Linked DNA regions of Homo sapiens: region 1 is linked to region 2. The links are chromatin contacts, found by Hi-C or POLR2A ChIA-PET in ENCODE. All regions are on one chromosome and are shown on one strand. The core of a region is the stretch at or near the end of the contact, and the rest is flanking DNA. Distances in the headings are between cores, read along the strand shown.

Evidence for each region. Hi-C counts contacts between places; a loop is a spot of excess contacts on that map. ChIA-PET counts read pairs that join two places held with the same protein, here RNA polymerase II (POLR2A). Pooled maps may share reads with other maps.
Region 1: a map of sigmoid colon shows a loop between it and region 2 (1.8-fold over the local background). The contact joins two enhancer-like sites. A Hi-C loop is called at or near these places in 9 of 168 maps with a recorded cell type or tissue (Caco-2, Calu3, G401 and 6 more), 5 of 37 single-sample maps with no recorded cell type and 11 of 50 pooled maps. POLR2A ChIA-PET finds 5 or more read pairs at or near these places in 8 of 52 experiments (AG04449, BJ, HepG2 and 4 more).

What each region holds. Positions count from the first base shown.
Region 1 is chr3:37,890,321-37,896,254 of GRCh38, reverse strand. The region is part of intron 1 of CTDSPL (CTD small phosphatase like); the gene reads right to left. Among named protein-coding and RNA genes, the nearest start is that of CTDSPL, 31 kb to the right of the region's middle. Within about 2 kb of position 3,139, at least 15 of the 41 ENCODE cell types and tissues checked have a DNase peak (open chromatin) inside an H3K27ac peak, as active enhancers do; they include PC-9, where a contact is called at or near this core.
Region 2 is chr3:37,941,778-37,947,768 of GRCh38, reverse strand. It overlaps CTDSPL (CTD small phosphatase like), which reads right to left. Exons shown (of 8, transcript NM_001008392.2): 2 at 558-712. Among named protein-coding and RNA genes, the nearest start is that of MIR26A1, 25 kb to the left of the region's middle. Within about 2 kb of position 1,633, at least 17 of the 41 ENCODE cell types and tissues checked have a DNase peak (open chromatin) inside an H3K27ac peak, as active enhancers do; they include PC-9, where a contact is called at or near this core.

The DNA of each region.
Region 1 (5,934 bases), core at 1,890-4,389, 53 kb after region 2:
CCCAGCACGTCTGTACCTCTCTTAGAGGATGTATCAAATTCTGCATTCAATCATTTGTATGTTTGTATCATATCCTTCGTTAGGCTGCAAGTTTCCAGAAGGCAGGGAAAACATCTGATTCTTACTGATTGATTATTCCACAGCCCTTTGTTTATAGGAGCGCTCAAGAAACTGAGAACAAATGTGTTCATAACACATTTTTCTTGTCTGTTTATAAAAGCAGATCCCAATGAAGCCTCAACCAACTGCATTTCAGGAATTCTGTGTACATGGAATCAAAAAGTACAATTTTACTTCACTTTTTCTTCTCAATATTTTATTTTGTAAATGTTCAAACATACGCCTGTCATTAACTACAGTTCACTATTAGTTTTTTTTGAGGTGAAATTTACATTCAGTGAAGTGCCCAAATCTTAAGTGTACATTCACTGAGTCTTGACAAATATATATACCTGGGTAAAAACTCTTACTTCTCTATAGGAAACTACTGTTTTGATTATTTTTCCTCTACCATAGACTAGGTTTTCCATCCTAGACTGATTCTCCTGGAGAAAACTATAAACTATTAACAAAATATAAAAAATAACTACCTGGAAGCACTGTAAAAAGATAGACAGTAAGCAGATTTCAGAGCGGGGAGAATGACACTTGGAAAATGGAAAAAGATCTAGATATGTTTTTCAGTTTTATGGCTTTCAGCCTGGTGTCAGGCTGCCACCAGTGCCATGCTGCATGGCTAAAACTCCAATAGACAGCATGTAGTGCTTGGGTGACAGACTTTGGGACAATCACAGCCACTACAAAGTGAAAGGGGAGAATCCAGAAAGTACAGAGCCAGAAAGGGAGAGCCCCAAATTCTATGTAAAAACTGCCCAAATCTTTGGCTGACCACTGAACTATGCATGCATGGGGCAGACGCTAAGCAACCTAGCTAAGGATAAAATAACTAAGCCGAGAATTGAGGTAGTGCCTCGATTCAGAGACAGAGTTTGTGGTTTTAGCTCAACCAAGCTGAATGTTGGCAATGGCAAAAAACAAAAGAAACAATAATAAACAACGACCCCTCACTTCCCGGAAAACCTGTACAGAGGAATATAATAGAATCCAGAGTCTCCACAATGTAATATGCACAATGTCCAAAATACAATCCAAAATTATTTAACATACAAATAAATAGGAAAATGCAACCCATCCTCAAGAAAAAAGACAGTCAATAGAGAATCCAAGATAACCTAGACGGTGCAATTAGCAGATAAGATTTTTTAAAATAGCTATTATAATTGTGCTCAATGGCATAAAGCAATATATGAAATATATAGGAAACCTTGGCAGAGAAAGTATAAGAGAGAACCAACTGAAAGTTCTAGAATTTAAAATATAATATGTGAAAAATTTTAAAAATCACTGGATGAGCTTAACAGAATAGTGATAACAGAAAAGGTCAGTGAACTTGAAGATAGATTCATAGAAATTATCCAATCTGAAGAACAGAAAGGAAAAAAGATTGAAAATAAATGAACAGAGCCTCAGACCTGTAGGACAACATTGAAAGGTCTACCATAGGTTTAACCATAGTCCCAGAAGGCAAAGAGAGAGAGAATGGGACAGAAAAAACATATTTTTTTAATGGCTGCAAAGTCTTTAAATTTACAGATTTAAGAAGTTCAATAAAGTCTAAGCAAGATAAACATAAAGAAAGCCAAAGATAAAGAGTAGAAAATCTTGAAAGTAGCCAAAGGAAAATTATACATTACATAAAAGTAACAATAATTCCAGTGACCACTCACTTTGAATCAGAAACCAAGGATGCCAGGAGATCGTTATAACAGCATTTGGAAAAAAAAACTTGGCTGGGCCTGGTGGTTCACGCCTGTAATCCCAGTGCTTTGGGAGGCGGAGGTGGGAGAATTGCTTGAGGCTAAGAGTTTGAGATCGGCCTGGGCAATATAGCGAGACTCTAGCGAGACTCTCGTCTCTACAAAAAAAAAAAATAACTTTTTTTAAAGTTAGCTGGATAAGGTGGTGTGTGCCTGTAGTCCGAGCTACTCGAGAGGCTGAGGCAGGTGAATCACTTGAGCCCAGGAGTTCAAGGCTGCAGTGAGCTACGATTGTGCTACTATATACTCCAGCCTGGGTGACACCGTGAGATCTTTTCTCTTAAAACAAAACAGAACTTCATCCCAGAATTCTATATCCAGTGAAAATATCCTTCAAGTATGAAGGTGAACTTTACATTAAGTTTACATTACCTTTACATTATCTTTTAGTCAAAACTTTTTATTTTATACTAATGGTTAGCCACGTAGCAGTTTGCATACCAATTCATACAAACTTCAAAACACATTTAAAAATTAAGAGTAATTAAAAATATCATGTGGGCTGGGGGGAAAAATCAACAAAACAATCTGTCACCCATTTTTTCTTTAATACTGAATAGTGTGCAAGAAGTTACTTTTCTGTAATCTGCTCTAAGACTGAGAATCATTTATACTGGTCTATACCGCCCTGGCTATCTCTTCTTCCTCCTTTTCCGCAATTATACCACTAAGAAAATCAAGGAATATTTATACTTATTCCTCTAAACATTATCGAGACCTAGAGAAAGAATGTAGAACTGACCACTAAACAACCACCTGCTAACCACCTTCAAAATGAAGGGTAGGCAAATGATTAGGCATAAAGAAAGAAAACAGGCAAGGTATCCTGAAAGGACACATTCGAGTTGGAGAATTAACTGCAAAGGTTGAGATTGAGTCAATATTTGCATTAGAAATCTCAACCTGAATTAACACATTTGTTGGACTTGTTAGTCCAGAAATAGTTCCCCAGAGAGCTCTGGAAGTGTGATCTCCAGCACATCTGCTCTGACTTTTATGAGTTCTCTTAATACTTTTTAAAGCTGCTGTGAAGTGTTAATTTTTGTTCAAAGAAAGATTACCAAAGAACCTGTTGGTAACACAAAGATTTCCTTCATACTATTCTTCTGGCCTTCCTTAAACCTAGAAGCTGTTAACATCCCAAGCTGATTGCCAAACACAGTTATTAACTAGCCTCTGACATCCAAACAACAGCTGTGTTCTGTCCTGCTAAAGGGCAGCCTCACTCAGACAGTGACTCTCCAAAGGTCAGCTGTGTCCTGCAGCAGGAAGTCCACTCCACGGTTGGTGGCACATGCCTGCACAATGGAACAGTCTATGTTTGTCCCAATTCCCTTTCCTCCCTCTTGGCTAATCTTCACTGGTTGTAAATGTTCAGCTTGCCTTGCAGAGGAAGTGGGGGCCTTAAACTTCATCCTGCATGTTCACCGCTGCTCTCACTCTCAAACTCTTTTCCCTAAAGATCACCTTAGAGCTGCCACTGAAAATGGTGCTGAAGACAAAGGACCAGAAGATAAATTAAAAACACTTGCCTCAGAAGCAAGCACACTTATTAAGTATTTATTGTCAGACATCGTTCCAGCTTTCTTATACTATCCCCCCCACTTCTGTAAGGATTGACCCTCCCATTTACAGGTAGGGAAAGTGCAATTGCTCAGAGAGTTTAAATGAACTGCTTATGGTCACGTGGCTTTGGAGGGACACCATAAGAACACTCAGTTCTCTCTGACTCAAGCTTAAGGGTCTTTCTACTCTGGCAACCTTCAGAAGTGGAGATACCCTTTAGAATTCCAACTGGATTAAAAAAAAAAACTTGTCATATTGATGAGAGGTAGGTGGAAAGTTGATTTTAAAATTTATTGGAGGAGTAAATGCATAGAAATAGCTAATGCCATTTTAATGGTGATGATGCCTTTACAGGTATTAAAAAAATATGTTATAAGACTAAAGCATAAAACAGTTGGTATTTGTTTACACACAGTACCTGGCTGATAGTAAGTAGTCAATAAATGTTAGCTATCATTATTATAATGTTAGGTGCCTTTATATGTATTCCTTCATTTAGCCTTTTTTAATAGGAACACTGTGAGAACAATTTTATTCCCATTTAACAAATCAGGAAATTGAGGCACAGAGAGTTTAAATAACTTGCTAAAGTAAGTAATTGAGTATCTAGAACCTGAACTAACTCTGTCTGACTTCAGAGTTAAAGGTGTTAATGCAGCACTGATACTAATTATCAAAAGTCTGGGGAACCTAAGTGTTCATCAGTAGGGAGATGCATAGATGAATTAAGGTGCATCCATATAAAGAATATTCCTGAAAATGTGGCCGATCTGTAGGTTCTGATATTAAAAGATGTTTACAATGTATGTCAACAGAAACAAAAGTTGTATTGATCTCATTTTTATTAAATGATTATATATGTATTGTTATAGCTGTTGTAAAGTACATAAGCACATATATATGTGTGTACATGTATGTACATGTATGTACACACACATATATATGTTGTACAAAGCTGTACAGACAGATATACACGTACACCATCCTTATTCTCTATGGACCAGTACATCATCCTTATTCTCTATGGATAGAATTAGGGTGAGGGATGGCAATCCTTTTTTAAAAATTTTTTATTGTTTCAACCTGTTACAAGCATGTACTGCTTCTATAATAAACAAACAAACACATTTTAAGAAAGTGACTCACTATCTGAAAAATGAAAGATATTCTTTTTAAAAAATGCTTCCATTAACAGGTTAAATGAAAACTAATTTTAAGTGCAAATGGGTCCTTCCCTACTAGGAATTCAGTACAACAGTTTCCACTATAAAACGGCACTCTAAGCCTGCAGTAAAAGAGGACAGTCTGGGTTTTAATGCACACAGTCTCCACAAACAGCTGTGTCCTCGCTTGCAGCTGGCCTGGTGCCCTGCACACCTGTGCGTAGGAGTAGAAGGGCCCTTTCCTTCACAACCACTGCTTTCAGCCAGTGCTGGTCAACAGAAGTAGGGTACAGAGAAGTGAATGGCTGCTTGAATATCACTGTGGTCTGGGTGGTCCAATTATAACCAGACACACAGTGAGCCCAGACATGGATTAATCTGGTTTGGGGTAGATCCCAGATATATAAGGTACTGTAGGTCAGCGGTGGTGATGTATGGAAAGGTCACTCCCTGGGTAACGGGTAGGGATGGAAGGAAATCTGGTTCATTCTCTGTTCTCTAGACTGATTACTGGATCAAGTCAGCCTAGAACCATATCCTAACCCCAGCATGGAACAGGGTAGGCATGGGAGAGCCTAGTGTGCCCACTGGTTAACTCTACCCCTGGGGCTGGCCTAGAGATATACTCTTGTGTCATACTAGGCAAGCTTCAGACAGTGAAGTAGAATTGTCATTTGATGCCATATTCCGCTGGTGAGTGGATTTCAGATAGAATTTCCTTGGAGTTGTCTCAATAACAAGGTGGCAAAACCGTTTTCTAAATCCATCTATGAAGGAAATTTTCTCCTTCCTTCCTCTTTCCTCCCTTCCTGTTATTAGGTATACACTCCCGCTCAGCCTTATAACCTCATCTGAAACTTGGTATGGCTCTGGCAGGAGATAGCCCAGTTACCTGCCAACAGACAGGGAGGACATCCTGTGAGGAGGAGCCTCAGAGCACGGAGCCTGGATCTGATGGAGACTCTGTGCTCTACCCACCATGCTGGCGACGCCTGTGGTGGCAAAAGCTTCTTGGATGATACTGGTTTGAGTTTTCTATTCACAGTCAAACTTTTAACTTTTACTTTTTTATCAAAACAAACAAAATCACATGGTTTAAATCAAATTGCTGAAAAAAAATTTTAAAACCCACTACTTTGAGGCAAACACTTTCAAAGCTTTTAGCTTTTTTTAACCAAATATACTAATATTGTCATTTCTTGATTTCTCTATTTTATCCTTCAACTATTAATTTCCTGTTTAACTGTTTACATTTTAGCTCTTTTGCACCACCACATTTTCCCTTCCCTTACATATTGTAAGAACTGTTCATTAAAAAGCTAAGTTTT
Region 2 (5,991 bases), core at 384-2,883:
GTTTAACTGTTTCATGCATTCAACTTCCCAAGAGAGAATGTTATAAAAATGTGAAGTGACTAATGTAACTCCCATCAAATATAATCCTTAGTTGCTAAATGAGATATCCTTTATCAAAAAAGGTTACTTTTCTTGGTAATTTCAAATCTTTAAGTAAATGGCTGTACACATACTATCACATATTCTTTTCTTTTTGTTTTTTGTTTTTGAGACATAGTTTCGCTCTTATTGCCCAGGCTAGAGTGCAATGGCGGGATCTTGGCTCACTGCAACCTCCGCCTCCCAGGTTCAAGCGATTCTCCTGCCTCAGCCTCCCTAGTAGCTGGGATTACAGGCGCCTGCCACCACGCCCAGCTAATTTTTTGTATTTTTAGTAGAGATGGGGTTTCACTATATTGGCCAGGCTGGTCTCAAACTCCTGACCTCAGTGCTGATATTACAGACGTGAGCCACCACGCCTGGCTCTGCATATTCTTCTTAAGGATATTCATCAAGGATGGGACAGAGATGCCACTGCTGCAGTTTTATGGAGGGCACAGTTCCTCACCAGTACTGACCTTCTGAAGCCCACCATTCTCCTCCACCAGTGGCGGAAGCACACTGGGGCTGCTGGGTGGAGGGGCCTCCACATTGTAATCACGGAAGCAGCAGAAGAAGGAGCTAAGGATGCTGCGGCTCCTCTGCTTCTTTAAGCTGACGTTGCACTGGGAGGCTGGAAACAGAAACAGAGCACACTATGGCCAACTGCAGCATGTACTGATAGTTGTAATATAATGCAAAAATCTGAGTGTGCAGTTGCCCCCCAGACCCCAGATTCCAGCCCTGAGGGCCTGCTCAGCAGGAGAAGATGAGGGGCTCCTGGAAGTTACTCTAAAGAACTGTGAATCAAATGTGAGAATCCCAGGAGCCAGCTAGTTGATGGAGTCCAATCCCTCTGGCTGGACAGGATCCCTTTGACCTCAGCCCAGCAGGGGCTGCCTGCTTATTAACTGACCCACCCACAGGGTCAGTCCCCATCTGCATTCCTGAACCTAGCAGATGAAGTATTCCCACCCTGCACCAAGCACTACTTCAAAACAAACATCTTCTCAGGCACAAATCGACTTGACACTCCCTGGGAAGCATCTCTCCATTATGGATACCAACAAATAATCACTTTGAATCTAGGTTCTTGGACATCCCCTGCTCACTATGGAAATGACTAACTTCGTGGGTTAAGAAATGAGATATGTAAAGGCACAAAAGAACCGCCTGCTTAAACTCGCCAAGAGTTTGTCAAGAAGTTGGTGGGGGCCTGGATCCACAGAGCTTAGGGCTGAAGGCTTCCTTTACACTTAAAAAACATAAACAGCAGGAGATGTTGGATGGAGAACACATGTTCCTGCCCAAGTAGGGCCAGCCAGGGCAAAGCCCATCTTCACGAGATCCAGGGCAATACTGTGCCCTGGCCTGCTCTGAACTAAGGCACTGGAGGGAGTGACACATCCTTTCTGTTTATCCAAGGCTCACGACAAGCTGCCACAAGTCAGGAATAAAAGGTGAAAATTAGTATAGATGAAAAACACCCCTCAGGGGAGGACTGACAACTTTGAGGGGCAGGAGTATTTGCCTGGGAATGCAGCCGGGACTGTCCCACCACATGCCATGCCTGGGCGGATCAGTGGTGCACTGAGAAGAGGCCGCAGGCAAGGGACCATGCTTAGGATTAATGGGAAAATTGCCAGAGCAGGAAATGATTTAAGTCCACATGATAACTGTTGGAGCTTATCTCTTCTCCCAAAAAGCAATTCTGGCACAATTCCTCTTTTTGTGCACTTACGAGTGATTTGTGTAACACCTAGTTCCTCCCAAGAGATCACAAAACCTTTGCTGAATGTTTTGGGGGTGCTCTTCTGCCAGCAGCAAAACTAAGTGCATTCAGATGGAAATTCTGAAAAGGGACTGAAAAGCTGTTATTCCAGCAACTCCACAGATATGAATGGTTTCTACCCTAGGTTTGGGCAAATGGCCCAGTAAGTATGAATTTAAGATCCACACTTACTAAAGATGAGCTTCAGAACCATAAATCTCTGAGAAAGCTGGCTGTTTTTATCTTCCTCAAGGATCCTTGGGTGCCTGTCATAGAGTACCAGCCATCTCATTTCAGGCGTCTCATTTCAAAGGCAGGTCAGGCCAGACCAGGCCATTGGGACCGCCAGGCATGCGGGCCACCTAAGTGGCAGTGTGGGAAGAGATAATAATCACTGTTTACCAAGGGCCAACCCTGTAGGTCCCGATAGTTCACAAACCTCATCTCACATACTCCTAAGGAGATAGGTTTACTGCTTCCACCTTACTGCTGAGAAAATACAACTATTGAGAAAATACAGCAGGATTGTGTCGGTTCCTTTGCCAGATTCAAACCCAAGTGGGCCTGTTTCCAAAGTGTGTGATTTCCCCATGTGCCATGCTGAATACAATCTTGAAACAACTTAGGTTAGATTAAGAAGGTGGAACATGCCAAATAGGGAGAGAAAAGCATTGCAATAAACTTGTATTTAATATAAATGATTCGTTAAACCATTTCATTGTTACTCTGGGTGTTTTAATTTTTATGCCACACCCAGATAATTTAGTCAGGGGGAAAAAAAAATCTTTTCCCTGGCTGATAGCACATTCCTCTGCAAGTAAACAAGCTATTTGTTCATGTCTCAGAGACACTGAGCAGTCTGCAGAAAGCACCTTCCCAGGTCCTATTTTCATCCTTGGATCACACGAACTTTCCCCATAACTAACTAACTAACTAATTAACAAATGAACTTACATACTAAAAAATTCATAAACTTGGAACCAGTACACTATTCATAATTTCTACCACATGATTACTTACTGTACAGAAGCTACACACTGCTAACGGAGTCAGTAAATTAGTTATCTGAACACCTGGGAGGCCATCGTGCCTCCAGACAGGGAAAGGGAGCTTACCCAGGTCTTTCCTTCTCTGTATAAAGAGTGAAGCAGCCAAAGTGGTTTCATTTTCACAGCTGTGGGAGGTTCCAGGATTCTTCCTTTCAAATAAGGTTAGTTCTAGGGCCTGCAGGAACCTCTTGGAGGCTCAGTGGCTAATTTTCTAATCACTCTTGGATTGGTCTAGAACTCTCAGAATAGGAGAAGTGGGAAGGGTAAATGGAAGGATTTCCTCAGTATCAGCACTGGCCTCACCCACCCTCAGCATTCACTTGTTCCTGAATAGGGCTCCAGACGTGGGTGCTCTGGACTAATGACCCTACTGCCTTCCAGCCCCAGCTGCTACTTCTCTCCCCCAGCTATCATCCAGAAGGTCCTTGATTTGCTCATAAACTGGTAAGAGAGTTTTGGTTGACACATGAAATAAAAATTCAGTTTAATGGACAAATGTTGACGTCATAACATTAGGTGAAAAAGTTAATATATATTATTGTATATCTGACTTGATCATAACTAAGCAAAGCAAACTAAAAAAGATTATAATTGAGAAAAGATTTGCAAGAAATATGTCAAAAGGTTAACAGTAATTAATTGTCAGACCATAAGTGTTTACATTTCTTCCACATTTTCCAAATGTTTTCTGGTAATTATGTATTGCTCTAATAATGGGGGGGGAGTAAACAGTCTTGTTAAACTGTCTTTTGGCAACTTTGTGCTATTTCTAAACCATATCCTCCTTCTAATTCTCAACCTTCAGCCTAATTCGTACGCTTCTACACTCCAAGCCTATGACACAAACCAGGCAACAGCAGTGTTCTCAGCCTTGCAGAAGCAATGTGGCTACTGTCACGGCCCACAGCCACTCCTGGTCTATGATATCAACAAGAATGAACATACCCACCAAACTCAAAACCGGAGGAGGCCCATGTGAAAAGAAGGTACCAAAGAAGTGTCCTTTTCCCAGTAGAACGCTCCTGCTGGCTTTCTCATCTGGCATCCAGCTCCACCGCTCATCCTCCTTGTACACACAAAAGGGGTCTTGTTGCTTCTCTGCTTTGACCAAGACTTTACCTCTCACCACCTTTCCTCGCTTGCCCCCTTTACGTTTCCACTGATAAGACACATGAGAGGTCTCCTGGTGGCCCAGGTATCCAAGAACAAGGTCTTTTAGGATATTAAAGATAGTTGAATGCATACATCTCCCCATAACATTGGTTTTAAGAAATTACTTTGGAAGAGCAAAGGAGGGAGTAGCAACTATGAACGTCAGTCTAAAATATTCCGTAACGATTTTCATTTTTAAAAATCAGACTTAGGAGGAAGGAGTCATCAAAAGTCATTCCAAAGTTTTCTGTCACTTTTCCCTGATAACCTCCCTTATCCAAACCCAGCACCTGCCCACCTTACTCCCTAGCTTCCTCCATGGTAGACTCCTCATCACACTGACATCCCTTCTCCCACTCCTCCTCCCCCCATTTCCCCACTTCTCAGAGCATCCTGCTCTTCAGAGCCTGGCTCAAAGCCAACCTCACCCAGGAAGCCTTCGCCAACCGCCCCATGGAGATCATTTGTTCTTTGGCCACTAAACTCCCAAATGAACGTGTGTCTGACTGAGCTGTGTCTTTGGGCCAGGCCAGTTCATCCACCTGTCTGCTGGACATCTCCTCTGGATGCCTCGACTCAGCATATCTAAATGGGGCTCACCACTCCCCTCTTCACTCAGGGTACCAATATCCTAAGCTAGACATCTGTCCTTTTCCCTCATTAAGTTGTTGGTTCTGACATCCTAATCGATTCTTAAATATATCCTTAGCAACTCCTTGTCCCTGCCCTATCCTGGCTCAGGTCCACTACAGTTGCTTTTTGACTTGTCTCTCTGCTGTTGATTTTGCATCCCACAATTAATTCTTGACATGACAGGTAAAGCCCATCAAGTTAGAAAAATGTGTGGTGGTTAGGAATGTGGGCTCCAATGCCAACTTGCCTAGGTGCGAAATCTGGCTCAACCAGCAACAGTACAGGACCTGGGCAAGTTGTGTGACTTCTTTGTGCCTCAGTTTCTTTATCTGTAAAATGGGGATAATAAATACCCATCTTAGGGTTTGTTGTGAGAATTAAATGAGTTCTTATAACAGTGCCTAGCATAGAGCAAGCACTCCATAATTTTTGTTTGTTTTTTAAAGACAGGGTCTCACTCTGTCACCCAGGCTGGAGTACAGTGGTACAGTCTTGGCTCACTGCAACCTCTACCCCCGGGGCTCAAGACATCCTCCCACCTCAGTCTCCCAAGTAGCTGGGACTATAGGCATGTGCCACCACGCCCAGCCAATTTTTCTATTTTTAGTAGAGACAGGGTCTTGTCATGCTACTCAGGCAGGTCTCAAACTCCTGAGCTCAAGTGATCTGCTTGCCTCGGCCTCCCGAAGTGCTGGGCTTACAGTTGTGAGGCACCACACCCAGGCTATATACATTTTAGCTTTTATTATTATAGTCTCATAAAAGCTTTCGCTTCATAAATGAGTGAGGGTTCTCCAGGAACGCTGGATCAAAGGCTGGATTCTGCGGGCGTACATTTTTTTCTCTGCTATCTGACAACTAGGAGAAACAACTCACTATAACAGATCTTGGTTACATAAACTGTAATTCAGAAAGCAAAACTAGAAAAATCTCAGGAAGTGATTTTAATCAATTGCTCTAAAAATTAGATATAGACATGGGGAAGGAAAAGGGAGGGGTTGCATGTCCCAGTGAGCTCTGCTGGGGGCTGTTTTCCCTTAGGAAAAGAACAATGCTTTCAAGTGGAGGTCAGGAAGCATACACTCTCCCTCCCCAATCCCCTTACTTAATTCCCTCTGGGGCTGAAGCTTAGCTCTCTTCTGCAGAGCATTCTGCCTGCTGGGTCTGCATCTGGTTCCAGGGACTTCTTATCTCAAGCTGTACATCAGAAAGGAGCATTGAGGAGGACCATGCAAGGAGGACCACAGAGGTGGCTAGCTGACCCAGCAGTCTCCCCTGCCGGGTCCCCCAATAGGCTACAACATGCTG